Regions from separate parts of the Homo sapiens genome. Here region 2 is linked to region 1. A link is a contact called in ENCODE Hi-C or POLR2A ChIA-PET data. All regions are on one chromosome and are shown on one strand. Each heading gives the region's core, a stretch centred on a gene start or an enhancer-like site at or near the end of the contact. The rest is flanking DNA. Distances are from core to core; before and after follow the strand shown.

Region 1 (3,174 bases), core at 414-2,913:
GTGCCTGCACTTCATTCCTGCTTGGAATTCTGCTGAGGGAACGGAGCACTTGGAACTGCCACAGGAGCCATTAGGCAACCAATGAAAGGGAACATCTCAGACAAGCTGCAGATGACACAGGGAAGAGATGGAATGAGACTGGGCCCATGTTGACTTTGTTGAACTGCAGAACCAACCCTAAGACCTGACTTGTTGTTATTAGATTAAAGCAAAAAAAAAAAAGCACTCTTTTAGTAGGGTGTTTAAAACTTGCAGGTGAAGTCATCACCACTATTTCAAGGGAGACACACATCCCAGCCATGGTGCCCCACCCAAAACCCTGTGATGTGCAGGAATGCTGACTTTGGGAAAAGCAACATGGCTCTTTAACCTGGTTTCAAAATGTAAAGAGGTCTGCTACAGAGATAACACTTCCTGGAAGAAAACTGCTCAGGACCACTAACACGGCTTGTAACTGGAAATTGGTCAGTGCAGTGTAATAAAAAGCCTTAACCTATCTTCACCAGACTCAGATTGGCAATGAAATCTGTTTGATCAATTTGAAAAAAATCAAATGAAAGATCAAATGAAAGATCTTTTACTGCTTTAAAATGCAGTATGATGATAGCAAAGCTTTTAGGCATAGAGTACAGGAGGGAAAGAAAATATATACAAGGATTCCTTGGTGGGGCAAAGGCCATAGCCCTTCATGATCTATCAGCACATGCTGGCACTTGGCCAAAATGAAGAGTTGTCATGCCTGCACTGACCAGAAAAGGAGCAGGACAGGAAGCTCTCCTCATCTTGAGGTGACCTGATGTTTCAGAACACGTGGCACAAGCACCATTACGCTCATCCTTTCCTGGTGACAAACACCATGATGTGAAACCTGCCTGTGAGGTCTGACGAGGGCACCAGTGACAAGGACCCCTCCTAGTCCAACCCCTTACCTTCCAGCACTGGTGCTTGGCGTAGTAATCTCCCTGTGCAATCCACTCCGCAGGAGTTGAGGTCTTAACGAACATGCTATCATCAAAGTCTAAAATGAGAAAGAAAAGTGTGTTTGCTTCTCTGGGCTTTCTTTCACTTAAAACTGTTGTTATGGGCTGAGTTGCATCTCCTCCGCCAGCCATCAAATTCACTTGTTAAAGTCCTAACTCCCGGTACCTCAGAATGTGGCTGCATTTGGAGAGAGATAGGGCCTTTACAGAGGTGACTAGGTTAAAATGAGGCCATTAGGATGGCCCCTCATCCAATCTCACTGGTGTCCTTAGAAGAAATTAGAACACGGGGCGACCCCAGGGGCAAGAGAGCACAGAGGAAAGACCACGTGAGGACACAGAGTGGCTGGCTGCAAACCAAGGAGAGAGGCCTCAGAAGAAACCAACCCTGCCAACACCTTGATCTTGGACTTCTAGCCTTCAGAACTGTGAGAAAATACATCTCTGTTGTTTAGGCCATCTAGTCTGTAGTATTCTGTTATGGCAGTCAGAGCAGACTGACCTGTGTTGTCTTTCTAGTATTCATGTAAGATATATTTTAACTTACCAAACCACATTTGTGAGGTTATTGAAAGGAGGAGGTAGAGGGGAGAAAGGATGTGGTTTGGTTTTTAAGTTTTGGTCTACTTTCCTATTCTATGGCTACAAATCAGAAGACAGAAATTAAAAATTCCTCCTTGAAAACCCAAAGTCAAGTGGCTCTTAGCAAGCTCCCAGGCCAGGGCTTCAGCAAGAAAAAAAAGGTGACAAATTTTACACTATTTCCAAATGTGCAAACTTTGCCCTCATCACAATAAGTAATCTGACACATTCCTATTGGTGGACAGAGACCATTGTCACCACCTGCTGTCCATCCCTTCTGTTATCCTCACTAGCCTGCTGGTGACTATTTCAGCACTGCACCCCACCCCCACCCTGCCACCTGCATCCCCCAGAGTATCACTAGACAATGGGTGACAATCCCTGCAAGTTCTGAGCCACAGATTCATGAAACACACAAAATACAGTGAATACCAGGGTAATACTGGCAGACAAATCAGAGCTGAAGGAATCAGAGACACCTAGGCCAATGGATATCAACAGGGGAGTGAGGCAGACAGGTCAGATTTGTTTAGAAGGTGCAAAAACACGTTAAGCATCACAACCTGATCCCTCCCTGCTCGCCCTCTGCTGGTGCTGTGTAGCAGTACAGTGATGACTTAGCATCTTGTTCTGACTCCGTATGTGCTGCTATGAGTGCCCCTGTGACATTTAATTCCCACGGCAAAACCCCATCCATATTATCTCAAAATAGGGCCAGTGAACTCTGCAGATGCCATGTAAAAGAAACACAAATTACATAATCACCATACTGAATCCAAACACAATGGGAACAGATGCTTTAGAAGACTTTACTATGTACAACTTAAAATTTGTAATTAAGACTGCACTTTTTCTTGCATTCTTAATGCTGCCAAAACATAAAATAAATTGTGATCTGTTTTCATTTTGAATTTTTAAATTTAAAAAAGTCACTTAGCTTCTATGATCTTTGGTTTTTTAGTTTGTTTTTTGTTTTTTGTTTTTTGTTTTAAGATGGAGTCTTGCTCTATCACCCAGGCTGGAGTGCAGTGGCACAATCTTGGGTTACTGCAACCTCCACCTCCCAGGTTCAAGCAATTCTCCTGCCTCAGTCTCCTGAGTAGCTGGGACTACAGGCATGCACCACCACACCGGGCTAATTTTTGTATTTTTAGTAGAGATGGGGTTTCACCATGTTGGTCAGGCTGGTCTTGAACTCCTGACGTCAGGTGATCCGCCCACCTTGGCCCCTCAAAGTGCTGGGATTACAGGCATGAGCCACCACGCCCAGCCATATGATCTCTTATAGTGGATGCCAGAACATACTTGGGGAATAAAGGGGGATGAGCTGAAGGAAAGATTGAGAATGCCCATGCTAGGCCAATCCACTCATTTTCCTTTGGGAGAGAAGGTGGGACCTGAACAAGGTCATGTCATTACACAGGTAGAAAGTTTTTATGAGAAGCTATGTTTTGTTTTTTTAACTCCTAGCCTTTGACTTTTCCCATCACAATAGTCAAGTCTTAGGATAAGAAATCTAATCCTAGTCGCCAACCGAGCCATCAGTAATAACCAGAAATAGCCTCCAAACTGGCTGAGGAATGCTCAGGACAAACCTCTCTCCAGCAGCCAA
Region 2 (3,186 bases), core at 250-2,749, 50 kb after region 1:
TGAAAATAGCAGTCCTTTAAAAGAAGCACAGCCAAACTGTATCAGCAACAGCTCATGTCTCCCTTGGGATACCCCCAGCCAAGGGACTATGTTCTGTGTCCCACAACACAGCCGTCAACCCTAGAGTGAAAATGAACCGAGAGAAATAGACCAAAGCTGCCTATGCCGGAAGGAGGAAACTCTGCAGGTCTCCTGGGAGTGTTGCCCAGCAACAGCTGTCTGTCCTAAGTCCCTTCCATGGGTCCCAGGGCTCCATCCTCCTGCCAGGATCTGCCTAGAGTCACAGAATCCTTTCCGTTTGGACCTCCTGCAGCTACTAGGTGCCAGGAAAGATAAAAATGATACTATTTTCCTGCTGCTTCATTCATTTGAATAATCAGATCATTTGAATATTCAAATGGTCTGCATTCAAGTGGCTTAATTCTAGTTTCACTTGAGCTCAACAGAGTTCCAGAACTAGGCTAGAAGGGCAGCTTGGAGGGTGGAAAACTGGGAGAAGACTCACTGGCTTGGATACAGAGTCGCATGAGGGCATGAAGGGGATACGGTCCTATAGTCTCAACACTTGCACCAATGGAGATGAGCCACTGGACTAACTTGGGCACTTGTTCCATCTTCTCATAAAGTCCAATGAAAACGTATTTCTGGGGAAAAAAAACACACAGGACAAATTATGGAAGTCACTAATCAATATGAAGCTTCAAACTCCTTTACCCATAAAGTATGGAATCAGTAAAACTTGGATTAGCTGTGGTCCAAGCCTAGGATTATTATAAATAACAAATTTGTGGTAAGGCAGCTGAAGGAGAAAGTACAAGACACAAGGAAGTGTATGTTTCAAGAAATCGCCTTGCGAGGCGCAGTGATTCACGCCTATAATCCCAGCACTTTGGGAGGCCAAGGTGGCCGATCACCTGAGGTCAGGAGTTCAAGACCAGCCAGGCCAACATGGCGAAACCCCATCTTTACCAAAAAATACAACAATTAGCCGGGCACTGTGGTAGGCGCCTGTAATCCCAGCTATTCGGGAGGCTGAGGCAGGGAGAATTGCTTCAACCCAGGAGGAGGAGGTTACAGTGAGCTATCATGCCACTGCACTCCAGCCTGGGCGAAAGGGCGAGACTCAGTCTCAAAACAAAACAAAACAAAACAAAACATATATATATATATATATAGATATATATAGATATATATATCACCTTACCTCAAAGAGACTTTTCAGTGATAACTCTGGGACATGAATATTTCTTGGTAATCGGTCTTTTTTTGCTGACAGAAGCAGAAATGACTGGTGGGAGAAGACAGAAAAGGCTGGAATAATAATGTTCTCCACATAGGTTATTAAAGCAAAAAAGTTATTTTAAGCTTTAAAACAAGCAAATAAAAAAAAACCACTCTCTAGCCTTGTCTTTTTTTAAAGTGCTTGCCAAGTTTTTCAGCTATTTGCTGTGACAATTAAAGTCTCTGTCTAGCCAACTTCCTGTTCCTGCTGAGGACTAAGGCCCCTCCACACTTCCTCAAAGCCTGCTGAGGACAGGAGCAGATGATGTCATGTAGCATTTCACAGCATAGTTGCAATGAGATTACAAAAAAAAAAGAGTAATTCCCTGCCAAGTTCTTAAGGCTTAGCAAGTGGAAGACTCAAATCCTTTAGAAATATCCCATCCCAATCAATTATTCCTCACATCAGCGTTTTAAAAGCCCCAAGTACTTGGAGCCCATTAGACCCTGTCAATGGTGTGCTGCAGCCGGCTCCTATCAGCTACTGAGTTGATGATGCACATCTCCTCCTAACTCCAAGTCTTGTATGTCATATTAGTAGCTGGAAATTGGCCATGGTGAGAGTATTTATACTACCAAAGTTAGCAAATGCTACAAATCGGGACCTTTTCTTTTCAGAGACCCAGTTGTTAAACTACTGACCCTATCTAAAGTTGCTGAAGAGACTAAATCCCAGAGAAGTTAAGCCAGTTTTCACAGGTCTCACAGCACATCTTGAGAAGCCCCTACTGAGATCATTCAGGTATGCTAACAGATCTAAGAATTCCCGGCTCTGTTATGACCATGACTGGAGACCCAGTCTCAGCTCCAGCCTCTCTCATGTATGGCTTTTGCCAGTGGACTTAGGACCACAGGAACTGAGCCCATGGCCACATCTCACTTCTAGTTTCTTTCAGATTGATACCCATTCTTTTTTTTTTTTTGAGACAGAGTCTCACTCTTGTTGCCCTGGCTAGAGTGCAGTGGTGCAATCTCAGCTCACTGCAACCTCTGTGATGCCCATTCTTAACTTTTTGCCCTAAACAAGCCTCGCTGCCCACACTCAACCCCACATGATAAGTTCAGCATTCTAGTGGGCAGATTGCTGGCCTTTTAAAAGATGCTTCTGTCTGCAGTATTTGGGAATTACCAGAGCCTCACTGCAGGTAGGATGTTGGACCTGCCACTTGGGCTGGATTCCTGGGCCCTCCCTTGACTGGCTGGGATAATAATCTATTAGGAGTTGCCTGTCTCCCATTCTCTCATTCTCTGCCTAGGCCATGGAGCTCTATTCATATCCACCCCACACTGGGAAGAGAGGACAAGGTTCTTTCCCTGAGTGCAGTAAATTAAACTATCTTCCTGCTAATGAGGCCTAAGGCCTCCTGCTCACAGATCTACCCTAGCACTTGGAATCACAGAATTTCAAAACTTTTTAAAAAATAAAGCTGGAAGGATCCTTATAAATCTCTTAGGCCAGCTACCTTATCCCAGGAGAAAATATCTCAAATGTCTTTTAATGGGACCCTGGATTTCTGACTACTGGTTCCCCAAGAGTTCAGTCTGCCTTCCTCAACCCTGCTGCCTGCCCTCCCAAGATTTTTTAATACAGGGGTAAGCTTCAGGGAGCCCATGGCTGGACTCCAGGAGGTTTCCCATGAACCCCCTGAAACTATACACATAATTGTCAGTGCATGACAAGAGAGCCCCACAGATTTCATTCGATTTCCAACAGAATCCATTACCTTGCCCAAAATTTAAGAATTCTCTATTCTAAAGTCATCCAACCTGCTAGGATCAGGAGTCCTTAATAGGTTGCCCTTGTTTTTGGTGACTTTTCTGGACTGCCCAGCTTTTGAAAGCCCAGGAGGGCTGTTCTAACCAAATTCGTAGCTTGGCCAGCCCATTCTCATGAGCACTTATAGC

The links. A loop is a pair of places that touch in the nucleus more often than their neighbours do. ChIA-PET counts read pairs that join two places held with the same protein, here RNA polymerase II (POLR2A). Pooled maps may share reads with other maps.
Region 2: a loop to region 1 is called in a pooled map, with 4 times the contacts of the local background. The contact joins two enhancer-like sites. A Hi-C loop is called at or near these places in 1 of 168 maps with a recorded cell type or tissue (CD4-positive, alpha-beta T cell) and 8 of 50 pooled maps. POLR2A ChIA-PET finds 5 or more read pairs at or near these places in 3 of 52 experiments (CD8-positive, alpha-beta T cell, K562 and WTC11).

What each region holds. Positions count from the first base shown.
Region 1 is chr3:36,841,693-36,844,866 of GRCh38, forward strand. It overlaps TRANK1 (tetratricopeptide repeat and ankyrin repeat containing 1), which reads right to left. Exons shown (of 24, transcript NM_001329998.2): 18 at 930-1,018. Among named protein-coding and RNA genes, the nearest start is that of LINC02033, 21 kb to the left of the region's middle. Within about 2 kb of position 1,664, at least 2 of the 41 ENCODE cell types and tissues checked have a DNase peak (open chromatin) inside an H3K27ac peak, as active enhancers do; they include CD8-positive, alpha-beta T cell, where a contact is called at or near this core.
Region 2 is chr3:36,891,697-36,894,882 of GRCh38, forward strand. TRANK1 (tetratricopeptide repeat and ankyrin repeat containing 1) reads right to left here. Exons shown (of 24, transcript NM_001329998.2): 6 at 1,205-1,288; 7 at 506-644. Among named protein-coding and RNA genes, the nearest start is that of TRANK1, 52 kb to the right of the region's middle. Within about 2 kb of position 1,500, at least 13 of the 41 ENCODE cell types and tissues checked have a DNase peak (open chromatin) inside an H3K27ac peak, as active enhancers do; they include CD8-positive, alpha-beta T cell, where a contact is called at or near this core.